Linked DNA regions of Mus musculus: region 2 is linked to region 1. A link is a loop called in an ENCODE intact Hi-C map of the cell type or tissue named here. Cell type or tissue: heart. All regions are shown on one strand.

What was found. Peaks named below come from ENCODE experiments on the same cell type or tissue, not always from the same donor. Only the 100,000 strongest peaks of a DNase experiment are listed, where the experiment ranks them.
Region 2: it touches region 1 in a loop (2.8-fold over the local background); 3 of 42 quality-filtered maps call a loop at or near these places.

Annotation. Positions count from the first base shown.
Region 1 is chr6:115,804,974-115,812,973 of GRCm38, reverse strand. It overlaps Cand2 (cullin-associated and neddylation-dissociated 2 (putative)), which reads right to left. Exons shown (of 15, transcript NM_025958.2): 15 at 7,419-8,000. Rpl32 (ribosomal protein L32) reads left to right here and starts at 4,231. Exons shown (of 4, transcript NM_172086.2): 1 at 4,231-4,276; 2 at 5,072-5,172; 3 at 5,807-5,988; 4 at 7,286-7,460. The coding sequence starts at 5,077. The coding sequence ends at 7,415. It overlaps Efcab12 (EF-hand calcium binding domain 12), which reads left to right. Exons shown (of 9, transcript NM_001110506.1): 8 at 724-780; 9 at 1,741-2,245. The coding sequence ends at 1,996. Snora7a (small nucleolar RNA, H/ACA box 7A) reads left to right here and starts at 4,871; the gene lies at 4,871-4,999. In heart, a CTCF peak has its summit at 3,910 (motif pointing right); DNase peaks (open chromatin) are centred at 3,823 and 4,243; H3K4me3 peaks cover 3,549 bases; H3K27ac peaks cover 2,601 bases.
Region 2 is chr6:115,542,219-115,550,218 of GRCm38, reverse strand. Tsen2 (tRNA splicing endonuclease subunit 2) reads right to left here and starts at 5,528. Exons shown (of 12, transcript NM_199033.2): 1 at 5,491-5,528; 2 at 2,189-2,397; 3 at 225-306. The coding sequence starts at 2,377. Gm36355 (a long non-coding RNA gene) reads left to right here and starts at 5,572. Exons shown (of 7, transcript XR_869382.3): 1 at 5,572-5,877; 2 at 5,978-6,102. In heart, CTCF peaks have their summits at 3,753 (motif pointing left) and 5,491; DNase peaks (open chromatin) are centred at 3,757 and 5,568; H3K4me3 peaks cover 1,645 bases; H3K27ac peaks cover 1,086 bases.

The DNA of each region.
Region 1 (8,000 bases):
AGGCTGGCCTCAAACTCAGAAATCCGCCTGCCTCTACCTCCCAAGTGCTGGGATTAAAGGTGTGTGCCACCACTGCCTGGCCCAATTCAATCCTTTGTATCAGAAGAAAAAACCCAGTATTCTGAGGCCAGATGTGGGTGGGCTTGGGAAGGAATCCAGTGGTCAGTTAGGGAAGTCTGCCTAGCAGGCCAGGGTATGGAGGGTGACTCTTTATCATGCTTGCCCCACAGAGTTTGGCCTCTGGCAAGGGAAGTGGAGTCAGGCTCCGCATCTAGCAGCTGCTGAACACATCTAACTGTTTCGGAGGCCTCCATCCCATGAAGGAAGGGAACCAATGTCAGGGTTTTCCTCACCCTACCAGCCAGAAGTAGGAGACACAGCTAGGGCCTCCACAAAAGGAAAACGTTCAGAGCTCTGCTCTGAGACTCAGAAATGCACCTCTTAATGCCCTCCACCTCTCTAAAGCCCACTTTTCCTGATGTTTCTTTTTTTGTTTGTTTGGTGTTTTTGTTTTGTTTTGTTTTGTTTTGTTTTGTTGACACAGGGTTTCTCTGTGTATATCTAGCTGCTCTGGAACTCTTTCTGTAGACCAGGCTGGCCTCCAACTCACAAGAGATCCATCTGCCTCTGCCTCCCAAGTGCTGAGATTAGAGGCATGTGCCACCACTGCCCGGTTCCTGGAGTTTCTCTTTCCTAACGATACCTCTCTCTACTCCCTGGTAGGAAGACATCAAAGAAAATGAAGAAAATGCACTTTGACGATTTCGAGGAATTAACTGGGTTTGTAGTGGTACTGCGTGTCTGCTGGGAGGGCAGGGGATGAGGACGGGAGGGCCGGCCTCTCCTCTACTCAGAGGCAGCTCTGGGACCTATGCATATTGAACAAAATCCCAGCATTGTCATGGGGCTCCTGCCCAGGGCCTAAGGGGCAACAGAAGAGTGTTCAGAGAGCGCCTGGCATGGCTGCTCTGGAGCCTCCCAGGAGCGAACTCAACTATATTGTCACCAACAAGCCTGAGCTACTCTAGACATATGGCTTATAGGAGACGACCCTGACACACAGTCCCACATTCTGAAGCATAGCTAAGTGAGGCTGGCCCCAGGAACTAGATACCAGACCCAAAATCCAAATGCCTCCGTGGGGCTGGGCTGTAGCTTAGCAGCTGGGTATTAGCCTAGAGCACGTGAGGCTCTGGATTCTATCCCCAGCACCAAAAGGACCAGGCCAAGTGGGGGTGGGGGAGGGACGGAACGAGTCCTCTAGAACAGTGGTTCTCAAATTGTGAGGCGTGACCCCTTTGAGAGTTGAACATCCTTTTCACAGGGGTCGCCTAAGATCATTGGAAAATAGATATTTACATACAATTCCTAACAGTAGCAAAATTACAGTTATGAATTGGGAACAAAAATAATTTTATGGTTGGGGAGTCACCACAACATCAACTGTCTTAAAGAGTCAAAGGGTTGCAGCGTTAGGAAGGTGGAGAGCCAGGACTCCAGAGCTAGGATGGCACACGTCTTAAGTTTGGGTTTAAGAAGCAGTGCCTAGGCACTTAGCCACTCATTCACTGTATGATCTCGATTTCTGGCTCTCCAGGTCCTCACTAGTGAGGAGACTGGAGGAGTTGAGTGCTTTTCACACTGGACAGAGTGGTCACGGCTTATGTTCTCTGCTGAGAAGGAGCCCTGGGCCTGGTCCCTCTGCCACAGCAACCTTCCCTATGCCTTTTCCTTTTCCAGGAAGCTGAAGTTGCAGAGGTTAAGCCCCTCAGACACCCATCCCAATCACTTCTGGCCCGGTCACCTTCTGGACAAGCTGAGGCTCTACCTGCCTACTGTGGCCAAGGACCAGAGCCTGGCGATCTTCAGCTGTGTGGAACACAAGCCCCCTGCTTACCCTGCCATTTACCACTCTAAGAACTACTGGCCCATGAAAGACTTTTCTTATATGACCCATGCCTATTATGATGCAAACAAGGTGTACTCCATCAACTAGAGTGGATTGCAGGATGCTGGACCAGAAGACAGTGCAGCCAGAAGCCCCCAGCTGCAGTCATGAGATATCAACGAGCTATACGGAAAAAAAAAAACAAAACATTCCCAGGGAAGGTCCGGGGATGTGTCCCCTGATGCCACAGTGGGGTGTGGATGTGTCCACACACACATGCTGCTTTCCTATCTGTCATGACCTCTGCCGTTTTGAAATAAACTAGGTTAGAGCTGAACTAACCTTCACTAAACTAGCCTTGCTCGTGTGATTTCCTGCTTACGGGCTGGAAAACTTGAAGTGTGAGTATGTAAGAGACAGATTCCCCAGGACACCTCCCACCTCTCATCCTGGGATATTAATGCCTACAGGGACACAACAGACAGCAAGAGAGTCCTCTGTTAAATGAAGTAGCATGTCCTCAGCTGGGGAGGACTGAGGCCCCCAACCCCTGTGAATCTTCAGAAATCAGAGCCATACTCTCTAGTTCATGGGCCTTCTGTATAATTCACTCACTCACCTTTCTCTTTATGTAATGTACTCTGTAAGGTGCCATTAGCCACACACTTCCATGTTCCATTGGCCTTTACATAGCCTGTAGGCCAAGCAGCATTTGGGAAGGGAGGGCAAGACACAGACACAGGAGAGCAACAGTCCTGCCCTGCTGTTTGTGACCCAGCCACTCCAGACAAGACACTCTACTTACCTGGGTCTCTACTCCCCTTTACAGCAAGCACAAGGGTTGGGGCAGCATACCCAATTCAGCATTTGTCCCCACCTCCTGGAGCCACTGTCAAGATCACCAGTGGCATCTCTTCTGTCTGAGTTTGTACAAAGTTTGAAAATTTTTTAATTTAGTCTGCTGGGCAGTGGTGACACCTTACATCTCAGCACTTGGGAGGCAGAGACAGGAAGATCTCCAGCCAGCCTGGTCTACAGAGTGAATTCGACCACAGTCAGGCTTACACAGAGAAACCCTGTCTTAAAACAAAACAAAACAAAACAAAGGGTGGGACTGGGGTGGGGCCTGGAGAGATGGCTCAGCAGTTAAGAACACTGATTGCTCTTCCAGAGGTCCTGGGTTCAATTCCTAACCACATGGTGACTCACAACCATCTGTAATGGGATCTGATGCCCTCTTCTGGTGTGTCTGAAGACAGCTACAGTGTGCTCATATACATAAATCTTTAAAAAATGAGATTTATTCTATGTGATTGAGTGTTTTGCCTGCATGTATGAGTATGTACCACATGCATGTAGCGCCTACAGAAAAGGGCATCTGATCCCCTAGGGCTGGTGTTAACAAGGTTGTGAAGCAACGCTTGGTTCCTGGGAACTAAATGCCAGTCCTCTGAAAGAGCAACAGTGCTCCACCAAGCCACCTCCCCAGCTCAGGTTTGGTTTTATTTCCTCCTAAGATTATAGAGTTTTCACAATGATCTGTAAAACAAAAGATAAGCAAAATAGACTAAACTCGACCTACCTCTGCTTCCCAAGTGCTGTTATTAAAAAATGTGCACCACCACACCCAGCCAATAGACTATTTTCTTAGCAATATTATCAACCTATCACTTTTTTTTTTCCGAAACAGGGTTTCTCTGTGTAGCTCTGGCTGTCCTGGAACCCTCTCTGTAGCTCAGGCTGGCCTCGAACTCAGAAACCCGCCTGCCTCTGCCTCCCAAGTGCGGGGATTAAAGGCATGAGCCACCACCGCCCGGCTAACCCATCACTTATTAATACATTAGGTACATACCATAAGTAGAGAAGATTTAAACATACAGAAGTCGCGAGGAGGCTCAGTAGCACTTCATAAGCAGGGGTTTGCACATCTGTATATTAGGAAGTTTTAGGACATTTGCTCAACCAACCGCCTAAGGATCTTCGAAGAGTCTCTGTTTTGCTACCTCCCAGCCTCAAGGAGGCACCCTCGGGAACCAACAATTTAAAAAGCTATTGGGCTTCCACTTAGGGCGGAAATAAATGCCCACCTAGCAGGTCTTAGCTCAAAAAAAAACAAAAAACCCAAATTTCTTAAGTAGTCCCAAGAGAAAAATAAATTTTAGTTCACTCTAAGATGTTAATGTCTACTACAGAACACTAGTCCACTAGGGTTTTTTTCAGTATCATTTCTCAGGCACATCTTAGTTTTCTTTAGAGGACCCAGAGCCGGAAGTGCTTCCCTTTTCTCTGCCAGGACCTAAGACTCCGTCCCATCATACCTTGCGCGCCGCCGCCGCCTCTTCCTTCTTCCTCGGCGCTGCCTACGAGGTGGCTGCCATCTGTTTTACGGTGAGTCTGTATCGGCGGCCATCCGCCGCCCGCGGCTTCGACGGGACCCCGTCTCCGGGTGGGGAGGCCTCGGCGGCGGCCTCCGCACCAGCGTGGTAGTGGCGAGCGCGCGCGGGCCTGGCCACTGGCGCTGCTCCGGAGTCTGCCCGGGGGCCGGCATCGGCCAGGGCGGGCTTGCTGCCATGCGGCCCGAGAGTTTCGGACGGCACCCGCCGCTTTCTGCTTAGCTTGTTAGCAGCCTTTTTCTGCGGCGAATCCGAAATCTTAAGTCAGGGAGCTGCCGCCGCTCGCCAGTGAGCAGAAATGCTTTCTGAAGCGCAAGCCCGGCGGAGCAGGTTGTCTGCGCGGGGAGCAGAGAAGGCACCCTTTGGTTGGTGCTCTGAGACGACCGGGAGGGACAGACGGACTGGTGGCGTGTTAGGAGTGCATGGTGGCTTTGCGTATTTAAGGGCGCAACACTTCAAACATAACGAAGCTTAGTGGAGCGGGATTTGCCGCTCCTTCGCCACCAGAGAGACCTGGCTGGGGTTCTGTAAGATCGGTTGCGGTTCTTTGAGGTTCGGAGTGGGTGAGATGAACCACTGACCTCTTGGGATCGCGTCTGGAGAGTAGCTAGTATTCTTCCAGCTTCGGAAGCAAGAGGGAGAGCAAGCCTAGCAGAGGTACCCATTCCATTCCCAGTTTGCTCGGTAGCTGGTGATTGGAAGACACTCTGCAACATTACTCACTGAAGGCCTGAGACGCAGCCCCACCTCCCAGTTTCTTTACTAACTTGGGTCTGACTTTTGTCAAAAGGCATCATGGCTGCCCTCCGGCCTCTGGTGAAGCCCAAGATCGTCAAAAAGAGGACCAAGAAGTTCATCAGGCACCAGTCAGACCGATATGTGAAAATTAAGGTATGTGGTTCTGGGGTGGGGGTTAAGACCTGAGCACACATTTCTCGTTATCGCTTGTCTCTGCATTTTAAAAAGTTCATTTTAAAGATGACACTTTGTTTTATATTTATGCGTTTGAAGGGCAGGGAGAATCACTTTAAGGAGTTGATTCTCTCCTTCCTGTCTTGTGGGTCCAGGTCAGATTTAGTTTGTCTGACAGCAGGCACTTTTAAGTCATCTCTGCACCCTGACCCTGTATTTTAAAGATCTTTGGGGTTTTGTCTGCACACCAGGCACATGCATGCATGGAATTGAACCTCTGGAAGAGCAGCCAGTGCTCTCAACTGCTAAGACCTCTCTCTGGGCCTGCAGATCACCTGTTGGCTGGATGGGCATGCACACCCAGCAGTTCAGCAGTTAACTGATCCCTCCTCCCTACTTAATTGCAATGGAAGATGATGTTGAAATTCCAGTGCAAGTGCTAGGGATGGAGCCCAGGGCCCTGTGCATGCCAGGCAGACACTGCTAACTGAGCTACACCTCGGCCTTTGGTGTGTGTTTTATGACATGACCCCCTTGAATTCTGTCCCCTTCCTGCACACACATACAAGAGCTGCCAGTTTGCACAGAGACTAACTTGCCTGTGTGTCTTCAGCGAAACTGGCGGAAACCCAGAGGCATTGACAACAGGGTGCGGAGAAGGTTCAAGGGCCAGATCCTGATGCCCAACATCGGTTATGGGAGCAACAAGAAAACCAAGCACATGCTGCCCAGCGGCTTCCGCAAGTTCCTGGTCCACAATGTCAAGGAGCTGGAGGTGCTGCTGATGTGCAACAAGTGAGTTGGGCCCCTGGCTGGGAGTGTGCCTGCCTCCTGTGAGACTGAGGCCACTGCAGTGGGCATGCTTATGAGGAAAGAGGACGTGTTCCCTTGGTTGAAGCCTGAGACTGGAGAAGAAGGTCTTTTTACAGTGGGTGTTCAGTGTCCTTTATGGTCCTGTGTGGAACACTGCTATAGTGTCATGAGACTGCAGGGGCCTGTGTCTAACCTGGGACCTAAGCTGTGCTTGGCTCTGCTCTGACGGGTGGATTTGCAGAGCAGCTCAGGTCTTTTGGGGCTGAGGTAGAGAAAAAGTCTCCAGGCACAGCTGTAGAGAGAAGGTTGTGGGGTATTCTGGGTACTTTGAGCAAGTTACAACCCTTGGTGACCTCTGAGATGCAAAACCAAGGCCTCTCAGGAAATACTCTTGACATTGGATATGAGGGTGTGATGGGAATAGTTTATTTTTCCCAAGTAAACTAGGACTGCAGAGAGTGTATGTGTTCGGGGTTATAAGGATTTGTTTTCTGAGGTGGTTGTCATGCAGATGGAGGAGTCCTATGGGGAGATTATGTTGTGCATTTAACCAGGCCTTGAAGTGCTACAAGTTCATTTGGAAGGATGGATGCAGGAGAGAGAATGTGTGTTGTACAGCAGCAGTCCATGAGGCAGTGTTGATGGTGCAGTGTTATGGGGGCTGCATTTCTAATGGGTACATCTGCCCCAGGAGAGCTGCTTGGCCTTGTCAGACCCTGCAGGTGCACCGCTCACTGAGTTCTGTCTCTGGGCATTTTCCTCTGTATAGCTGGGGAGCAGGGCAAGTTGGAGGGTAGTTACAGAAAAACCATTGGTTCCTGAGTGGTAAAGAGTCCTGGGGTGGGATATGGCAGCATGTGACTTGTGAATGGTGAGTGTGCTAGACAGCTATAAATGCATGTGGCCCGGGATGGGTGCTTCAGGTTAGAACGTGATGCACTCTGTCCCCAAATCTGTCAGGTGGTGTCTGTCTGTATTAGGTATTTGCCATTTGTATGCTTTCCATAGCTCTGCCATCCTGCTTCTCTAGGGGTTTTTCCTCAGCTCCCGGTCTATGGCTTCACGGTCATCTCCATGCTGGGAATGTGTTCATTAGGACAGATTGTCAACACTTTGAGGGAACACGGGCAGTGTTTGTTGTTCACGCTGCTTGAACTGTGTACCTTACAGTGGTTGCACTGGAAGCCTTTGGCTCCAGTGGAAGAATTCTGGGTTACTCAGTGTGAGGAAGAATTAAGCCATTTCCCTGGTGACCTTTCCTGGTTTGCTTCTCTTTCAGATCTTACTGTGCTGAGATTGCTCACAATGTGTCCTCTAAGAACCGAAAAGCCATTGTAGAAAGAGCAGCACAGCTGGCCATCAGAGTCACCAATCCCAACGCCAGGCTACGCAGCGAAGAAAATGAGTAGATGGCTTGTGTGCATGTTTTATGTTTAAATAAAATCACAAAACCTGCCGTCGTATTTTCTATGTTTTTGGTAACTGGAGATTGTTCTTTGCTGCTTGTTCTGGGGGAGACAGCAGGGTTCAGAATCCCATGCTAGTCTTGGTTGGCTGCAGGTGGAAGAGGGGAAAGGCCTTGACCCTCTACAGTGTAGGTACACTTGAGTCTGGGGACCAGACAAACCTCTGCTCTCAACCCTGTCCCAACTCTAGCATGGGCTCTAGCTTAAGGCACTTTTTTTTTTTTTTTTTTTTTTTGTTTTTCGAGACAGGGTTTCTCTGTATAGTCTTGCCTGTCCTGGAACTCACTTTGTAGACCAGGCTGGCCTCGAACTCAGAAATCTGCCTGTCTCTGCCTCCCAAGTGTTGGGATTAAAGGCGTGCGCCACCACTGCCCGGCTTAAGGCACTTTTTTGATGAAGCCTTTAGTTTCATGGAACTGGCCTGCTTGGCCTCAATCAGTCAGGATTGACAATCCTGTCTTTGGAGGATATTAGAACTTCATGAGACTGATAAATACTTCTGCCACGTGGGACACTACAAGGGCAGTG
Region 2 (8,000 bases), 260 kb after region 1:
CTGATCTGCTGGCAGATGGGAGACTCTGAGTTCAAGGCCAGCCTGGGCTAAGTAGTGAGACAGTCAAAAAAAAAAAAAAAAAAAGTCAAGCTAAACAGAACAAGTAGCTGTTTTGATGCAAATTCTTGTAGCTGCTCTGCTCTTCATTGTCAGTGTTGCCTCTCTTTCAGAACTTACCATGTCCCCAGGACTCGTAAGCACCAAATGAGAGCGACACGGCTTACCTTTCCATCTGGCAGCCAGCGTGGGGTTGGCGATTGTGAAGTTTGGACGGCTTCTGGAAAGAATCCCCTTTCCAAAGTAACCCTTTCAAGAAGAGACACGGGCGCTGCTCAGTGGTTAGGCTCCAGCTGCAGTGGGGTACACTACTCAACAGCCTCACGTCTCCCCGATTTCCTAGTGATCACACCCCCACCTCTGCAGTGCGTATAGTGTGTGTAGGTGTTCATGTGCGAGTGTGAACATGTGGGTGTGCAGGTGCACGTGTGCACATGTGGGTGTGCAGGTGCAGTGTGCACATTTGGGTGTGCAGGTGCACGTGTGCACATGTGGGTGTGCAGGTGCACGTGTGCACATGTGGGTGTGCAGGTGCACGTGTGTACATGTGGGTGTGCAGGTGCACGTGTGTACATGTGGGTGTGCAGGTGCACGTGTGAACATGTGGGTGTGCAGGTGCAGTATGCACATGTGGGTGTGCAGGTGCACGTGTGCACATCTGCATGCCATCAGTGTTGACTATTTCCCATAGGGCTGGGGTCTGAACTTAGGACCTTGTGTACTCTGCCCACGGATCCATCTCTGCAGCCCTCCAGCTTTCAGCACCAGCTCGTCTTTCTCATGACAAATTACCCTGGCCTGTGTCTGGCATCCCTGAAGGCATTAGGACAGGCAGGGGCAGCTTTTTCTCACATGTGGCCCAGGAACACAGTGTACCTGGGAGTGAGAGCTATACCCACTGCAGACATAGGTATTCTTGGATTCTTCTGTACTCTGGAGAGGAAGTGTCCCTCTCTCTCCTGCTGTTTTCCCCGAAATACATAATCTTCCTGGTTTTGATTATAAATAAACAGAAAAAAAATCAAATAGTAATAAGATGAATAAAACTTATTCAGTATGTGTAAAGCCTCATTTTACCTTAGTCACAAACAAAGGCCTCAGCAGGGAACTGTAGGCACATAGGACCCAATGAGGCCTTAATGCACCAGGTCCCCAGGGACCCCGAGGCTGAGGCCCCTGACATTACTGTAAACTCTCTAGAGAAGGTAGAAGCGAGGCAGAATGCCTGTCATAGTCCTGAGCTGGGAGCAGGAGCAGGATTCACTGTCATAGGTGGGGATGGCAGTGGGGATGGCAGGTACAGTTCAGAGGTGGAACACATGATCCTCAGTGCAAACCCCAGCACCAAACCAAACTAGCAAACCCTAACACTGGATTCTGATGACAGAACACTGCTCCATTAATTTATAATGTCACTGAATTAAAGGTATGCTTATAAGGAGTGAACATCATGGCTATAAACTACATCTCAATCAGTTTAGGTAAAAAAAAAATCAATTACTTTTTAAGACCAGTCATATTTAATTTATGTGTATGGGTGTTTGCCTGCATGTATGTCTATCTGTATACCATATATGCCTGGTGCCTTCAGAGGCCAGAAGAGGGTATTGAATCATCTGGAACTAGAATTACAGATAACTGTGAGCTGCCATATTGGGGCTGGGATCAGATCTGGAAAAGCAGTCACTGCTCTTAACTGCTGAGTCATCTCTCTATCAGGCTGGCTTTTAAAGTGTCCTAGCAATAAAAACGAGATGGAGAGTGGGTCTCATCTGTTGTCCTGTCTAACAAATGCCAGCAAGGAGAGAGAGAGAGCAGAGATGTTGGGGAACTTTCCACAGGCCCTGGCTCATGGGTCCCATGCCACTGTGTAGTGACCTCTGGGAAGGGACAGGAGTCAGTAGGGATGACTGTCAAGTCTTTACTCATTATCTTTCTGTAAATTACTTCTCTGTCTTTACTATACAGCGCTTCACCCTGTGTTTTTGGTTTGTGGTTGGGCATGTCTAGCTCTCAGGCTTACAGTTGAAGTTTCAGAGCTGCTGCTTATAGTTGGTTCTGGGAGGAACCTGGAAGAGGAGGTGGCTGCTTGGGGTGTCCCCAGGAAGGAACCAGAACGGCCTGGGCTTACCTTCCCATACAGCTGCTCCATGTCCTCTGTGCCCCTCACCACCACATTGTTGCTAATCATTTCAGCCTGGAATATTCGGAATTCCTTCCTGGGACCTTGGTCCTGACCAAAGGGGATGGGCAGTGGTGACTCGTAACTCTCATAGACTCTTCTTTTCCTCTTAGGAGCACGGAAGACTGCCTCTGCCATTCTTCAAGGATAACAGGTCTCTAGAGAACAAAGGAGAGGAACCAGTCAGTAAAAACGGACCATCAGAGCCAGCACAATCAGAACCAGGTTGACCTGGTCTCTGGGGGAAACAATGAACTAGAAGACACCATGTAATAAGGACATCAGTCACGGGGGTATCTCAGATGCTAAGACCTCTAAGAAGCCAGTGCCATCACCTTAACTGAAGCTGGTAACACCAAGGCCTTAAGAATTCCTGTCTTTGAGCCAGGCGTGGTGGTGCACACCTTTAATCCCTGCACTCAGGAGGCAGAGGCAGATGGATTTCTGAGTTCGAGGTCAGCCTGGTCTACAAAGTGAGCTCCAGGACAGCCAGGGCTACACAGAGAAACCCTGTCTCGGGGGGGGGGGGGGTGTGGGGCAGGGAGAAGGAAATCCACGAATCATAGCAGAGTCACTGTCATTTAGGGGCCAGTTATGTCCTACGAAACGCCAGTGGGTGTGTGCAGGGACTGAAGCCAGGCTGTCCGTGCTGTATTCTACCCTGTGTGCTGGCTACCGCAGTGTACACACCACCATCAGGAAGCTGCTGCATCTTAGCTGGAAAACCTTTGGTAAAAGTCCCACCGACACTGGGCTTTAGCTCATCTATAAAGGGGTAGAAACCCAGCTCCTCACAGCCATGGTTCACAGAGGACAGGGCCTGGCAGAGTGGCATCACCCAGACTCTGATGATGCTGGTTATGAAGTGAGCGCCAGCAATGCCATTTTACAGTCAAGGCAACACTCAGGTCAGTGAGGCCCGTAAGGGCCCTGTGAATGACATCACTGGATTAACATCAGGGCTGTGGGAACCAGAGCCCAGGCCCTCTCTGTGGCTCCTGCTCAGACACAGGTTTGCATCTGTTTACTGTGGTCTAGGTCTGAGTGAGATGCCACACAGCTACCAACCAGGTAGAGACTTACCTAGAAGGATCCAAGGAAGCTGATGTGAAGACCTCTTTATTCTGGGTCTTACTTATTCTGACCCAAGGAGACAAAACCAGTGTGGAATACACACAAAAGTGAGTTGGATGTGACACGGAGCTGGGGCCGGCTACCAGCACCGAGCATTGCTGAGTCACAGCCCATGCAAGTGTGTACATTCCAACTGACAGACGCTTCACCAGGCCGGTGGGGGATTTGAACCTGCAGCTGTCTAGGGTCAGGTCTACACATGACTTAAACTGGGAGCTTACTGAGGAGGTGGGTGTCATGACCATTAAAGAGGAAACGATGTGGCAGGAGCACTGCCTGCTCTTTTAGAGGATTCAGGTTCCACCCTCCGCATCCACAGGGTAGTTCATGCCCATCAGTAACTCCAGTCCCAAGGATCCAATGCCCTCTTTTGGCCTCTGTGGGTACTGCATGCATGATAAGCACAGACAAGACACACAGGCAGGCAAACACCTGCAAAATGACAGTCGTGGTGGCGGTGGTCATAACAGAAACATCAAGCCCTGGCCAAGGTGTTCACGAAACTTCTCATGAAGCCAGGAATGTCAATAAAGACAGAAGGAAAGATGGACCAAGGAAGTTAGAACAATGGACAAGTGCGTGTCAAAGATAACCACGCACGGGGATGGAGAGAGGCTTGGTAGGTACTCATCCAGAAGAAAGACCCAGGTTCAATTCCCAGCATGCACATGGTGGCTTATGCCCACCTGCAACTCTAGCTGCAGGGGATCAGAAAGCCTCTTCTGGCTCCCTGGGGAACAAAGTACTCGAACGTTACATGTCATAAAGCAGATACATACAGCCAGGTACATATGTATAGGGTAGACCAGACCAGGACGGTGGTCTGGAGGACTGGATATAAAGGCTTTTAGTTGCTTCTTTTCCTAGTGCTGGGAATTGAACTCAGGGCCTGGATCATTCAAAGAAAACTCTCTATCAAAGGAGCCACAGTCCCAGCCCAGCCACATTCTTTTTTTTGTTTGTTTGCTTTTTTGTTTTTTCGAGACAGGGTTTTTCTGTGTAGCCCTGGCTGTCCTGGAACTCACTCTGTAGACCAGGCTGGCCTCAAACTCAGAAATCCGCCTGCCTCTGCCTCCCAAGTGCTGGGATTAAAGGCGTGCACCACTATCGCCCGGCTGCCCAGCCACATTCTTATTCCCATTGTACAAGTGAGAAGAATGGCTTGCAGCGTGTGTGTGTGTGTGTGTGTGTGTGTGTGTGTGTGTGTGTGAATGTATCTGCAAAGACTGTTAAGGAGAAACCTGCTCATGCCTGTCACCAGAGCACCACAAAGCATATTTCTGTCCATCAAAAGCAAGGCCTGTCCTTCATTCTTCTCTTAATCTGCTAGCCTAATATTCATTTAAAAATTTCGGTTTTGCTGACACGTGGCCTTGTTATGCAGCTTTGGCTAGCTTTAAACTATGATCTTTCTGCCCCAGCCTCCCATGTACTACAGCTAAAAGCACGAACCATGACACCCAATGGTCAGCCCAACCCCGCTCTATATGCTTCTACCGTCAATCCAAGCACAAAGCATACAGTAAAAGGTGGGTCCATATCACTTTCCAACACTCTTGGATCAGGGGTCAAAGAAGCCTCTCTTATGGCAAACTTACTCATGGTCTCTTAGCATGTATTTTATTTATTTATTTATTTATTTATTTATTTATTTATTTATTATTTTGAGATGAGGCCACACGTAGCCCAGGCTGGCTCCAAACGTGATATGTAGCTGAGGAAACTTAAAACCAGCTTGATGCTCTCGCTTCCATCTCTGGAAGTTGGGATTACAGGCGGGCAGCAGCTTGGTTGGATGCGGTGCTAGGAGTAGACAACAGGCTGCCAACCGAGTCCCATCCTCAGCCCCTCGTGGGCTCCTCATCATTTGCAAACACACTTTCATCTGTGTCCCCCACTGCACAGCTCCTGGGCCGAGGTGCAGGGCTGAGGGCCAAGGCAGACCAGCTTGGGGCTGGGGCAGATGGCATCTGTCAGCGAGAGCGAAGCGCTCCGCAGCCCTCGGGACGCTGTGCCCATGCGCGCTTGAGTGACAGCCACAGCTCCCACCCCGCTCCCGCCTGAAGTCGCTCGCACGCTGGACACAGAACGCGAGAAACAGGACTACTCAGTCTTACCTTTCGCCGCCACGCGCGCCCACCGTTACCCGGCAACCGGGGGGCGGCGCTGCAGCCGTCAAGCAGTGCGGCCGCAAAACCAGTTGCACGCAGCCGCAAAAGGGACTGGCTGTGTCCTAGCACAGCACGCCTGCGCACTGTACCGCTGACGATACATTCCGCCCCATCCCCCGGCTAAGTCTAATGAGGAAGGCTAAGGGGTAATATATCCCGCCTTAATTCTCACAGCAACCCCCAAGGTTTGTTTGTTTGTTTGTTTGTTTTCCTTTTGAGATTACATAGGTCTCACTGTATAGCCTTGGTTTGCCTGGAACTCACTTTGTAGCCCAGATTGGCCTTGAACTCATGGAGGGACACCTGCCTTTGCATTGCCAGTGCTCACTGCCTGTAAGTTCTAACACAAGGTCCATTTTTTAGAGATGAGATATGAAGCAACCTGCCCCAAAAGGCTGCCCTTGACCTCAGTGTGATATGAGATTTTTTTCAGCAGTGAACCCTGAATGCTACCAGGGAAGATGTGCCCACTGGAGCAATAATGGTGCGAAGGTTACAGAGGCAAACCCACATTACTGATTGACTCTGAGGCTGTTCGACGGAGGGAACTCATGCCTGGTATTGTAAACCTGATCTAAAGTCTCAGGAAGTCAAAGGCCCTGAGGAGAAACTGACTAGTATCTTGTTAAATGAAGAGGCCCAGCTACTTCCAATTTTTTTGGTTATACCCACAGCTTAGTGTTACCTTCGCCCCTGGCCAGAGAAGCTCCTCTCTGCAGAGGGCTGTGGTGACTACACAGGCTCAGTACTGGTCAAAATGCTGGCAAGTGACTGCTGAGAGCTCAGCTTTAAATGGGGTATCTATATTAACCCTTGCCTGCCCGAGGCTGAGGAAACATGGAAAAGGAGGGTGATGCAGAAAGGAGGCAAGAGCCAGAGGATGGGAGAGTGCTGTCTTCTGAACATGACAGAGCCCAAGGCATTCACGGACTCACAGCAGACTTGGGTACCTACATAAGGCGTGGTCAAGATCAAGCCTGAAAGATCAGTTAACCTTCTAGCCGGCAGTACTGACTGTATTTGATGGATGACCAAAAAGATAAAGGGCAAAGGGAATGAAGATAGGAAGGGATGAAGGGATGTGTGGGCAAGTAGAGGGATGGGAGGGGAGAGCTGGGGGTGGCTGTAGTCAAGATACACTGTATGAAACTGTTTAAGAATACACAAAAGATAACAACAAAATGTAAAACAAAGAATGCAGACAGGCAGGTAAAGTTTCTGTCAGGTGTGGTGGTGAGTGCCTTTAATCCTAGCATTTGGTAAGAAGCAGCCAGATCTCTATGAATCGAAGACCAGTCTGGTCTACATAGCAAGTTCCAGATCAGCCTAGACTATATAGTGAAATCCGCCTCCCCTTCCTCCCTCCTTCCTTCCCTTCCTCCCTTTCTTCCTCCCCACCCTCCCCTTCCCTAGGTTGGGGTGTGAATTAGTTGTAGAGCAATTGCCTATCATGCAGAGGTCCTGGGGTCCATAAAAACAAAACAAAACAAAACATAAAAATGTTTCTCACATTTCCAACTTTTGCTATCTTGTTTCTTTCATATTCTTCATATCTCAACCTCCTTATTGGACTATTTGAAGATAATTCCTACCCACACATGGTGGTATGTATTTATAGTCACAGTTACTATGGTAGCTGAGAAGCTAGCATCTTTTGAGGCTGGGAGTTCAAGGCTGGGCAGTATACTAAGACCCTTGCTTATCTCTTAAAAGAACATCATGAAGCAGAGCCTTGTTCTCACACGCCTTTAATCCCAGGCAGAGGCAGGCGGATTTCTGAGTTCGAGGCCAGCCTAGTCTACAGAGTGAGTTCCAGAACAGCCAGGGCTACACAGAGAAACCCTGTCTCAAAAGAACAAAAACAGAAACAAAAAAACCAACCAAGCAAGAAAAAAACCAACCAACCAACCAAATAAAAAACCACCACCTATGAGAGGGGCTATAGAGGTGGCTCAGGGGTAAGGGGTTAAAGAGCACTGGGCACTTTACCAGAGAACCTGTGCTCAATTTGCAGAACCTACTTTGTGGCTCACAACCATCTGTAATTTCAGTTCCAGGGGATCTGATGTCCCTTTTTGGCGCTAAGCACAGACATGTGTAGGCAAAACAGTCATGTGCTGGCACACTTTTTTTTTTTTTTCTTTTGTATATGCGTGCATTGTAGCTGTCGTCAGACACACCAGAAGAGGGCATCAGGTCCCATTACAGATGCTTGTGAGCCACAGTGTGATTGCTGGGAATTCAACTCAGGACCTCTAGGAAGAGCAATCAGTGCTTTTAACTGCTGAATCATCTCTTCAGCCTGGCAAAAACAGTCATAAACATAAAATAAATCAATTTAAAAATAAATAAAACAAGAACCTTAAACAGCATGTAAGATCTCACTCATGATATCCTAGTATAAATCTCTTAGTGTATTATATACGTGTAACACAGACACATATACTTGTATCAAC